Linked DNA regions of Mus musculus: region 1 is linked to region 2. The links are chromatin contacts, found by Hi-C in ENCODE. All regions are on one chromosome and are shown on one strand. Each heading gives the region's core, a stretch centred on a gene start or an enhancer-like site at or near the end of the contact. The rest is flanking DNA. Distances are from core to core; before and after follow the strand shown.

Evidence for each region. A loop is a pair of places that touch in the nucleus more often than their neighbours do.
Region 1: a map of T-helper 17 cell shows a loop between it and region 2 (93-fold over the local background). The contact joins the promoter of Eif4a3l1 here to the promoter of Olfr214 in region 2. A Hi-C loop is called at or near these places in 10 of 37 maps with a recorded cell type or tissue (ES-E14, Patski, T-helper 1 cell and 5 more).

The regions. Positions count from the first base shown.
Region 1 is chr6:136,325,816-136,331,909 of GRCm38, reverse strand. Eif4a3l1 (eukaryotic translation initiation factor 4A3 like 1) reads right to left here and starts at 4,371. Exons shown (of 2, transcript NM_001142734.1): 1 at 4,262-4,371; 2 at 1,927-3,389. The coding sequence starts at 3,367. The coding sequence ends at 2,132.
Region 2 is chr6:116,553,986-116,559,860 of GRCm38, reverse strand. It overlaps Olfr214 (olfactory receptor 214), which reads right to left and starts at 3,434. Exons shown (of 1, transcript NM_146759.1): 1 at 2,472-3,434. The coding sequence starts at 3,434. The coding sequence ends at 2,472.

The sequences.
Region 1 (6,094 bases), core at 3,122-5,621, about 20 Mb before region 2:
CAACAGAGTAAGCAAATTCCTGGTGGGGTGAAGCCTTGTTTGAGGCTGTAGTGGGAGCATCGCTCCAGAGGTCTGCCTAACCTGGTGCTCTCACCAGCAGCAGCCACCAGACTCCAGCGAGCATTGGTTCTGACTTCTCTCTCTGCCCTTGTATATTTCTCCAGTTCCTGCTGTAGGCTGGAAAATCAGCTTCGAAGGCTGCTGGGCCTTCCTCAGTTACCTTGACAGCTGCTATCTCCAGTAAGCTCACTCTACCACCCAGCTAGGTGAGCTGGGGACACTCAGGGGTTTCCATAGCTAGGCAGAGAGGGCGGGTCCTGGCCACTCTCTCCCCATGATAAACATGGCTACTGGACTCCCCTCCCCTCCCCTCCCCTCCCCTCCCCTCCCCTCCCCTCCCCTCCCCTCCCCTCCCCTCCCCTCCCCTCCCCTCCCCTCCTCTTTCTTTCTTTCTTTCTTTCTTTCTTTCTTTCTTTCTTTCTTTCTTTCTTTCTTTCTTTCTTTCTTTCTTTCTTTCTTTCTTTCTTTCTCTCTCTCTCTCTCTCTTTCTCTCTCTCTCTCTCCCTCCGTCCCTCCCTCTTTCTTTCTTTTTTTCTCTTTCTTTCTCCCTCCCTCCCTCCCTCCCTCCCTCCCTCCCTCCCTCCCTCCCTCTTTCTTTCTTTCTTTCTTTCTTTCTTTCTTTCTTTCTTTCTTTCTTTCTTTCTTTCTTTCTTTCTTTCTTTCTTTCTTTCTTTCTTTCTTTCTTTCTTTCTTTCTTTCTTTCTTTCTTTCTTTCTTTCTTTCTTTGAGATAGGGTCTCCCAACCTAGACCTGTCTCAAACTGGAGTGAATCTTGAACTTTGAACTCTTCACTTTCTTTAATTTTTTATTCCTTTGAAAGTTTCATACACTTAGAGATCTGAATATATCGATGATTTCAATCTACCTTTATGTCTCTCTAACTCTCTCTAGTTTGTCCCACCCATCTCTCTTCTAATTTCATGTATTCTTTTAAAAAAAAAAGGGGGTTATTAAAATCCCTGAGTCTAATTAATGCTGCTGTTTGAAGACTTAACTATACAATAAGGCAAGAGAAGGGAACATGAGGGAATCAGATGGGAACGGAAGATGAAGAGACCCCATGGACCCCACCTAAACCTCTTATATCTGAAACACTTTCAGCAAAGTGGCCAGATACAGATTAACCCAAGTCAGCTGCCTTCCGTTATGTCAGTGATGAACTTTAAACTGCAGATGCTCCGGCTTCCATGCCTAGTGCTATAGTTCCAGCTTTGCAGCACCACAGCCGGCCCAGGGCTTCTGCGTGCTGGGCAAGCGCCCTACTAACAACTCCACCAGGTTACTGGTTTTTAAAATTGAGTCTTGTTCTTCTGGTTTGCCACATAGTATAATCCACATGCCACCTCCTTTCATTTTATTTCCTTACTGAGATTAATTATGGGTGCTTGTGTTTATTTTCTGGGGCATAGACAACTTACCAGTGTCTACACCTCTGAAGAAAAATGGCTCCCTGTCATCCTCTCCCTTGCCCCCAAACTACTAATTGTCAATAACTCCTTTGCTATGGGTGGGGCCCAATGTTCAATTTTGGAGGGATGTCAGTGCTCTTAACTGCTGAGCCATCTCTCCAGCCCAATTTTATGTTCTTAACTATATACAAAGTGTCTTTACCAGCCTGATCCTACAGCAAAACTATCAGCTCTTTAGAAATCTCTTTATACCTGTGAATTTCTCTCTCTCTCTCTTTCTCTCTTTTAGTTTTTTATTTTTCTTTTTTTTTATTGGTTATTTATTTCATTTACATTTCCAATGCTATCCCAAAAGTCCCCCAGATGCTCTCCCACCCACCATAAGTTTTTTTAAAAATATTTATAGTATAATTTAAAATTTTTATGCCAGAATCATATGCTATTTACTTTTTTGTTTCCTTTTAAAAAAATTTTCCCCCCATGGGAAAATGTCCACTTTTAATGTAAAAGTTTAAGCATTGGGTCATTTACACGTGCATTAGAAAAGATGGCGGAGGCTGAGGGTCTTCCCGAGGGGCTCCGAGAAGACAGTTCATATCAACCAACCCCATTAAATAGAAGCTTCTGTTTCCAAACAGGGCCTCGGTGCACCAGCACCAGCTTCAGATGAGGTCAGCCAGGTTCATGGGCATCTCGTCTATCTGGGTGGAGTAGTACTGCTCGATGTCCCTGAGAATCCGGATGTCATCATTCTTCACAAAATTGATGGCCACACCTTTTCGTCCATACCGACCCGATCTCCCAATTCTGTGAATGTACAGTTCTCTGTTGTTGGGCAGGTCATAGTTAATGATGAGGGACACCTGAGGGACATCCAGGCCTCGAGCCCAGACATCTGTGGAGATGAGCACCCGGCTGGCACCTGACCGGAACTCCTTCATGATAGACTCTCGTTCTTTCTGGGGCATATCTCCATGCATGGACGACACAGTGAAATTGGCTTCTCTCATTTTCTCTGTCAGCCAGTCAACCTTCCTCTTGGTGATGCAGAAGATGACGGCCTGGGTGATGGTCAGCGTGTCGTAGAGATCACACAGAGTATCAAACTTCCATTCCTCTCTTTCCACGGCCACAAAGAACTGTTTGATGCCTTCCAGAGTCAACTCATCACGCTTCACCAGGATGCGGATGGGGTGGGTCATGAACTTGTTGGTCATCTCCAGGATCTCATGAGGCAGTGTGGCACTGACGAGAACGACCTGTGTGGCTGGTGGCAAATACCTGTACACATCATAGATCTGCTCCTTGAAACCTCTGTTCAACATCTCATCAGCCTCATCCAAAACCAGCATCTTGATAGCCCGTGTCGTTAAACTTCTCCGGCGGATCATATCAAAGACGCGTCCCGGCGTGCCTGCCACCACATGCTGCCCGTAGTCCAGCTTCCGGATGTCCTCCCCGACATTGGTGCCCCCAACGCAGGCATGGCACTGCACGTTCATGTAATCTCCCAGAGCGAGCAGACCCTTCTGAATCTGCACCGCTAACTCTCTGGTTGGAGCCAGGATCAAAGCTTGGGTTTCTCGAACCTGGATATCCAAGCACTGGAGCACTGAGATACTGAAGGTGGCCGTCTTGCCTGTGCCAGACTGAGACTGTGCGATGACATCTCTCCCTTTCATTATCTGCTTGATAGCACGCTGCTGGATCGCTGAAGGTTTTTCAAAACCGTAGGCGTAGATGCCGCGCAGCAGGTCCTCTCGCAGGCCCATGGTGTCGAACGTGGGGGTCGCGTCCACCTCCTCGCTGGTCTCGAACTCCACTTTGGTCATGCCGTCCTCTTTGAGCAGCCGCTTCCGCGCCGAGCCAGACGTCGCCATCCTGGTCGTGGTCGCCATGATCCCGATTCCGCTGAAAGACCTTAAAATTTTTTATTTACTTACATTTCAAATGTAAACCCCTTCCCTGGTTTCCCCTCTGCAACCCCCTATCCCATCCTCCTTTCTTCTATGAGGCTGCTCCCCCACCCACCTACCCACTCCCACCTCACTGCCCTAGCATTCCCATACACTGGGGCATTAAGCCTTCACAGGACAAAGGGCCTCCCTTCCTACTGATGCCTAATAAGGCCCCTTTAGCTCCTTCAGTTCTTCCCCTAGCTCCTTCATTGGGGGTCCCTGGATCAGTTCGATGCTTGGCTGCGAGCATCGGTATTATTGGTCGAGAGCTGGCAGAGCCTCTCAGGACACAGCTGTGTCAGGCTCAGGTCAGCAAGCACTTCTTGGCATCTGCACTAGTGTCTGAGTGTGGTATCTGCATGTGGGATGGATCCCCAGGTGAGGAACTCTCTGGATGGCTTCTCCTTCACTCTCTGCTTCATTCTTTGTCCCTATATTTCCTTTAGACAGGAGCAATTCTGGGTTAAAACGTTGGAGCAGGGTGGGTGGTCCCATCCCTCAAGCGGGGTGTGTGTGTTTGTCGGGTTGCCTAACCTCTGGATATGGTCTCTCCAGGTTCTCCCTCCCCTCTGCATGGTATTTCAGCTAATGTCATCCCTGTAGGGTCCTGGGAGGCTCTTGCTTTCATGGCATCTGGGACTTTCTGGTTGCTGCCCCCAACTCCCCGCCCCCCCCCCCATTGCTACACACCTGTGTTCAATTTCCTGACCCTCTGTACATCTTCTCCATCTCCTCCCATACCTGATTCTTCCTCTCTGTATTAGTCAGGGTTCTCTAGAGTCACAGAACTTATAGATAGTCTCTATATAGTAAAAGAATTTATTGATGACTTACAGTCTGCAGCCCAATTCCCAACAATGGTTCAGTCGCAGCAGTGGTGAATAGAAGTCCAAGGATCTAGTCGTTACTCAGTCTCACACAGGAAGCAGGCAAAGGGCAAGAGCAAGACTCCCTTCTTCCAATGTCCTTATATTGTCTCCAGCAGAAGGTTTATCCCAGATTAAAGGTGTGGTGAAACACACCTTTAATCCCGGATTACCTTGAACTCGGAGATTCAATCTTCTGGAATCCATAGCCACTATGCCTCAAGATCTCCCTACCAAGGTCCAGATCAGAATCTTCCATCTCCAAGACTGCAGATAAGGGTCACTGGTGAGCCTTCCAATTCTGGATTGTAGTTCATTCCAAATATAGTCAAATTGACAACCAGGAATAGCCACTACACCCTCTTTTCCATACCCTCCCTCTCTTCTCTTCCCACCCTCTACTTCCCTTGATTATTTTGTAAGTAGGACTGAAGCATCCACACTTTATCAGTAAGTGCATACCATGTGTGCTCTTTTGTGACTGAGATAGCTCACTCAGGATGATATTTTCTAGATCCATCCATTTGCCTGTTGATTTCATGATGTCATTGTTTTTAACAGCTGCGTAGTACTCCATTGTGTAAATGTACCTACCACACGTTCTGTATCCATTCCTCTGTTTAGGGACATTTGTTTTTTGTTTTTTATTTTTTTTCCTAGCTTCTGCCTATTATAAATAAGGCTGTTATGAATATAGTGGAGCATGTATCCTTATTAAATGTTGGAGCATCTTCTGGGTATATGCCCAGGAGTGGTATAGCTGGGTCCTCTGATAGTACTATGCCCAATTTTCTGAGGAACTGCCAGACTCATTTCCAGAGTGGTTGTGCCAGCTTGCAATCTCATCAGCAATGGGACTAAGTGTTGAACATGTAAGAGTGTTGCTTCTCGGCCATTAGTGATTGTTGCTCCCAGTTGCTATTGATGTTATTTTTATGTTTGTGTGGTTATCTTCTAATGTGTTTGTTGAAAGGAGATTACTTTCTTCCTTTTTCTAGGGTGCAGTGTCCCTCCTTGTATTGGAGTTTTCCATCTATTATCCTTTGTAGGGCTGGATTTGTGGAAAGATATGTGTACCTTTGGTTTTGTCATGGAATAGCTTGGTTTCTCCATCTATGGTAATTGAGAGCTTTGCTGGGTATGGTAGCCTTGGCTGGCATTTGTGATCTCTTAGGGTCTGTATAACATCTGCCCAGGATCTTGTAGCTTTCATAGTCTCTGATTAGAAGTCTGGAGTAATTCTGATAAGGCTGCCTTTATATATTACTTGACCTTTTTCCCTTACTTCTTTTGATATTCTTTCTTTGTTTTGTGCATTTGGTGTTTTGATTATTATGTGACGGGAGGAATTTCTTTTCTGGTCCAATCTATTTGGAGTTCTCTCTTCTCATCCTCTCCACGAATTCTCTCTCTCTCTCGTTCTCTCTTCCCCCACTCCTCTCTCTCCCTTCCTATGGTGACTTCTCTAGCCTCCTTCCTTGGGGTTCCCAGAGAGCAAGCCTCAGGGTGTCAAGACCATCTGACTCTATAGCCCAGGCCAGTAACTGTCAGGAACTGGGCATGTGAGAAGTTGATCTATAAGTGATCTGGGTAGGGACACTGATAGTTGGGGACTGTAGCAGTGGGTATATAGAAAGAAAGGAGGTGCTGTTATCCTGACCTCGGATGTTTAGCCATTAAGTGTTTTTATATGTCTGTGATTTAAGATTGTGAAAATGATTGTGGTTTCACAGCATATGCCGTGTGTAATTTGATTGAGCAGGTAGCCGACCCTGAGTACTAAATCTAACTTCATCATCCT
Region 2 (5,875 bases), core at 2,185-4,684:
ATGTGTATGTATATGATATTTTATATATATTTAATGTGATTTGGAGGGAAATTTAAACACAGATAGCATAGACCCATTTCGTATTCGTTCTTAAAACTGCACATATAATTATTCTAAAACTAAAAGTTTATTTATTTAGGTAGGTAGGGAGTTTTGTGCTTCTGTATGTGCATGTGTGGGGAGGGGGCGCGGGGGGAGGCACATGCATGCATTCCACAAGAACTATGCCAAGGACAAAAGCCAGTCTGCAGGAATCAGTTCTTTACTTCAAGCATGTGGGTTCCAGGGAACAAACTCAGGCCATCAGTGTTGACGGCAGGTGCCTTTGCCCATTTAGCTCTCATAAGGGCTCTAAAATTTGTTGTTTATTTTTAAATTATTTTTTATTGCACTTAATTATTTAGTGGGAGGTATAAATGGCACAATCCATGTGTTGGGTCAGAGGACATCACTGAGTGGTTTTAGAGATAAACTTGGGCCCCCGGGCTTGGCAGCAAGCACCTCTACTCACTGAGTCACCTGATCAACCAAAATATAATCACTTTCAAAGTTCATCCTTTTCTTCCATGGCAATTGATGGAAAGCTTCTCCTATGTGGACCAAGTGTTTGCTCACTGATAAAATAGTCAGAACTCTATTCAGCATTTCCAGAAACATCACAAAGAAGGATGTAATTCATTATGACTTCCTTGTCCCTGAGAGGCTCCAACTCAGGTGTCTGGTAGATACCCTGTGAAGACAGATTCCTTTAAATAGCAAGTGCACACAAGAACTGAGTGAGGCATCTTTGAATGGTCTATGAGGATGATGCTCACTTTTTCAGCTGGATTGTAAGACTATCAGAAAGTGCACAGACCTCTTACATTCAAGCGGTGCACACTGTCGGTGCTCCTGAGAGCTCCTTGCTGTTATTTTTTATTCATAAATATATAATTTATTACTTTTTTTCTGGAGAAAGAAAAGGCACAGATGAATTTGTCTCTTAGCAGCCATTACTCTCAGGATATTTTATAATCAAATTGTTCCCAGGCTATGTAACTGTTGTGTCTTTTATCAGATTATGCCTTAAAATAACTAATCCTCAAATATCCTGTAACACACACACACACACACACACACATACACACACACACACACACACACACACACACACACACACACACACACAGAGAGAGAGAGAGAGAGAGAGAGAGAGAGAGAGAGATCAAAACCAGAGCATGCATATGGGCAGTCTGCTTCCCCCTAGGTTCAATCATCTTTGTTACAAGCCACTTCTCTAGGGAACCTAAGAACTATAACTGGCTCAATTTTCATGCCTATTTTGTTAATTCTGAAATGTGTGTTACATGAACTTTTATTATTGTGAATTCTGTTAGTTGTGGTATAAAATGGCAGCCAGAATTCTACTTAACCCAAAACATTACTCGCAGACACTTAAAATTACATTTGTAAAAAATCTAACTTGAGAAGCTAGAAACAGTTATGAGACCATCTTCTAACAAGCTAATTGTACAGGGCTTTGCAATATAAAGTCTAAGAAAAAATAATCATATACTAAGAGATTTTGTATTTTTTGTTTCAAGAACACATTAAAGAAAATTATTAATAATATTTACTACATCAAGATGATGGTAAATTTAAAGTGTGCATATCAGTCACCCAGAGTTATACTAAGCTATTTATGTCTCTAAAACAAATAGATCCAAAAGAGAAAGAAATATATTTATTATTGATTTGTTTCAAACCCACTTTGTTTCTGATATTTTTAAATGTTGAATTCAGCAAATAAAGTATAAAGAAAAAAATTGACCTATTTGTTTAAGTATCAGAAAATTCAAGCAAAAGAATGTATCATACACATCGCATATTGACTCTGACTGAGAGCTGATTTTTTAACTCAATGGCTTTGTGTGACTCTGATCTGTCAACATTCTTTCAGGACCATTTCTAGAAACCTTCTTGGATAAGAAAATCTATGGATGTTCAAGGTTCTTATGTAAAGTGACCAAATTCACATACAATCTATGCAATCTTCAAATACCTTTCAATCATGTCTAACTTACTTATACTAACTACATGTTATCAATCCCATGTAAGCATGTTTAATTCACACATCCAAATATTTTTGTATCCCTGTTGGCTGAACCTGCAAACATATGATTCACAGAAACAAACAGGGCAATGTTTTTGTTAATATTGTTTTATTTAATCCATTTATGGGCTCTCTATAAATGCTGTCTGGGTTGGACCAATATGAGGCCAAGGAATAGAAATAAGGGAAGATATTTGTCAACCCAAGGTGGTGTATGATTTTTTTTTCAAGTTGTAACTGGCATTGGAAGGTAAGTAAGCACAGATCTAGTGAGATTGGCACAAACTAAATCACTATAGAGATATTATAGAAAGGGTTTCCACTGTGGAGGAATTTCAATTAGATGACCAAGAAGACTCACCTTCCGGAGCAGATGATACTATTTCTGTAAGTTCACCCTGGATAGTGCGTCCCTCAGAGCTTGGTGGACCTGCTTGTTGCGCAGAGTATAGATGACAGGATTCAGAAGCGGCGTCACTACCGTGTTTACGAGAGCGGCCTCTCTGTTGGATTCAAGCCTGCTCACTTGCTTCGGTTTCACATATATAAACACACAGCTGCCATACATCAGAGAGAGGACGATGAGGTGGGATGAGCAGGTGGAGAAAGCTTTCTGTCGATCCTTGGCCAATGGAAGACGCATGATTGAGATTAGTATGTTGCTATATGCAAATATAGCCGCAAGGACAGATGTGAAAAGGACAACCACAGCGACACCGAAGGCCATGCTTTCAAGAGATTTGGTGTCTGAACAGGAGAGATGAATTAAGGAGCCAAGGTCACAGAAGAAGTGGGGAATGACATTGGAGCCACAGAAAGACAGCCTGGAAAGCCTCAGAATCACACCGGTTACTAGGATGAAGGAAAGCACATAGCTGAAGAAAACCAGAAGGAAACAGACCCTGGGGTTCATGATGGCTGGGTAGCGCAGAGGCTTGCAAATGGCTAGGTAGCGATCCAAGGACATCACAGCCATGTGGAAGAAAATTGTGGACCCAAGAAACAAAAAAGAAAACGCTTGGATGATACAGGGAGTGAAATGAATTGTTCTGTCTCCAAAAAGAAAGATCGCCAGGAGCTTCGGGATAACGGTGGAGATGAAACAGCACTCGCAAAAGGAGAAACTCCTGAGGAAGAAGTACATCGGGGTCTGCAGGCGAGGATCGGACCACGTGATGGCGATGATGAGAGTATTTCCTGTGACTGAGGCCAGATACACCAGCAGGTGCACGAGGAAGAGGACCTTGCCCAGGTGCTGAGCCACAAGGAAGCCCTCCAGGACAAACTCCAGGACTGTTGTCTCATTCCACGCCTTCATCCTTACCTCCACTTCTTTTGCCATCAGCCCTCCTTGATCTGGTAGACAAACCTGCTATCACCAAATAATAAATAATTTAATGGTGGTCACTGCTTTTAAATGTTGCTTGCCTAAGCACAGGACCTGCACGGCCGCACCAGGTTCTCAGCTTGTTGTGGCTCTTAGCTTGATTTTTTTTTTGTTGTTGTTGTTGTTGTTGTTGTTGTTGTTGTTGTTGGATTCATTACTGTGAGGTCAGGAGTGTCTCTATCTCTTTTGCTCACTTCTTGGGATTCTTTTGCTCCTATTGGGCTGCCTTGTTCAGCCTCACTAGGAGGGTTTTTGCTTTGTCTTACTGTATCTTGTTTTGTGTGTTTGGTGGTTGTCTCTTGGAGACCCGCTTTTTTTCTGAAGGGAAACGGAGTGGGAGTAGGTCTAGGGGAGAGGGGAGCTGGGAGGAGCTGGGAGGAATTGAGGGAGGGAAAACTATGGTTGGGACGTAATGTATGAGAAGAGAACCTATTTTCAATTTTTGAGAATGTTCAAAAAATTGCTCACCCTTATTCTAAGGAGTCATATTCTAATTTTAAAATATTTTATTGTAGATTTTTTCCCTTCTCTCATTTCTGAAATACAAATGTGAAATTTATAGTTTGGTTTTGTATTGATGTTTAGAATTATATATTCTTAAAATATTACCTTTGGATCATCTCACTTAAGATAAAGAATAAAACAGAGAGTCATAGTTTTGAAGATGAAAGAAACATATTAGTATCACACAACATCACAAGTGCCACCCTATAGAAAATAGTGGTAGTTTCTAGACTGTGGACCTGTGATATGAAGCCCTCCTATGTGATGACTGTGGCCTCTGGAAACAGTATTAATGTTAAAACTAAATGTTAAAACAGTATTAATGTTAACATTAAAAGCTATAGACATACTGTCACACTCTAAGCTGGGTTTTAAACAAAGTCCAAATGTGTTATTTCCCACTTCCCAGAAGGAGCTCAAATGCCTGCTTCCATGAGATTGGTGATAATCCAGTGGCTGAGATTAAGTGGACCTAGGGATGGAGATGGCAAAGCAGTCCAAGCACAAAGAAGAAAAATGTAGTGTGTAACTCAGTGTCCAGTGCCTTCCACCACCCTTGAGGCATGTCTGCTTCTGCTGGCCTCCACAGTTTGCCCATGATCCTCCCCTTCCTGTGAACATTGTTAATAAATGATCCCGTTGTGTTTGAAGTCAATCACTGAAGACAAACTAACTTTCTAAGAGCCATTGCCCAGTAGAAGGCAGAATGGTGTGTAACTGCTCAAGGGGGAAGGGTGGGCATTTGAGTGAAACGTTCCAGTGAAAACTCGTCACAAGTTAGTTTGCCTTAGTTTCTTGATTGCCCAGATCTGCAGCTTTCACTGTGCAGAACCTCAGTGCTGGCTTAGTCAGGACTAACCTCTATTTCAATCACACATCCTCCCTTCTGCAACACACTTACCAGCAAGCAGCTCCCAGCAAAGAGATGCCCTGGGTAGATGTTCTTTCTTCCCACAAACCGAAATCTTTCTCCTAGGAAACAAAAATAAATAAATAAATAAATAAATAAATAAATAAATAAAATAAAAATAAAAGATCAGTCTCACCAAGAGTTGTATGTCTTTGACCTATAAAACAAATAATGCTTGCTTTATATTTCAAACCACAGAAAAATCATTAAGACTACTTATTTTTAAGAAATAAAGAGATTTCTAAACCTGAGGAAACTAACAGCCATTCTCTCCCTTACAGAAACCTGACAGGCAAATTCTAGACCCTTTGAGGCAATTCATAAAACCCAAACCTGCACTAGTACTCGAGGGAGTTATCATCTAGAAATCCAGAACATACTCATATTCTATGGAATAGTCACCCACTCCATAGGACATGGATAGCACACTCATCCCACAAAGTGTATTAATTTTATATTGGGCCTGAAGGCATAGACTAACATGAATGTCACACCTGACAGGTTGTATATCCATTCAAAGAAATCATTGGAAAGAGGACAGTAAATGTTAAATCTTGTTTGTGGAGGTTGGTAGCTACTTTCTTATCAACTAGTTATGGAAGACCATGCTGGAGAGGTGAAAATAATTGCAGTCATAAATGAGAATATATTTATAAACATTATTATTATGCACTATTATATACTACCACAGGGTTGTGTACTGTCATGGGTGAAGTCACACAGGGTCCAAAAGGACAAACCTCTAGGACATTCATTAGAGGGAAAGGATTCAAAAATAAAATATCAACAGAATCCCAGGAGACATTTCATTGTTTGTTTGCTGGAAATGGAAAATTTCAGGAGAATATTCTAATTAGCATTCTACAACCTTCTGACCTCATTCTCAGTAGCCCGTACCATCCTCTGGGAAGGTCTTTAGAGGTATATTTGGCATGTCTCCCAGTAATACATATGTGAGGAAACACAGGGTTAGAAAGTACCT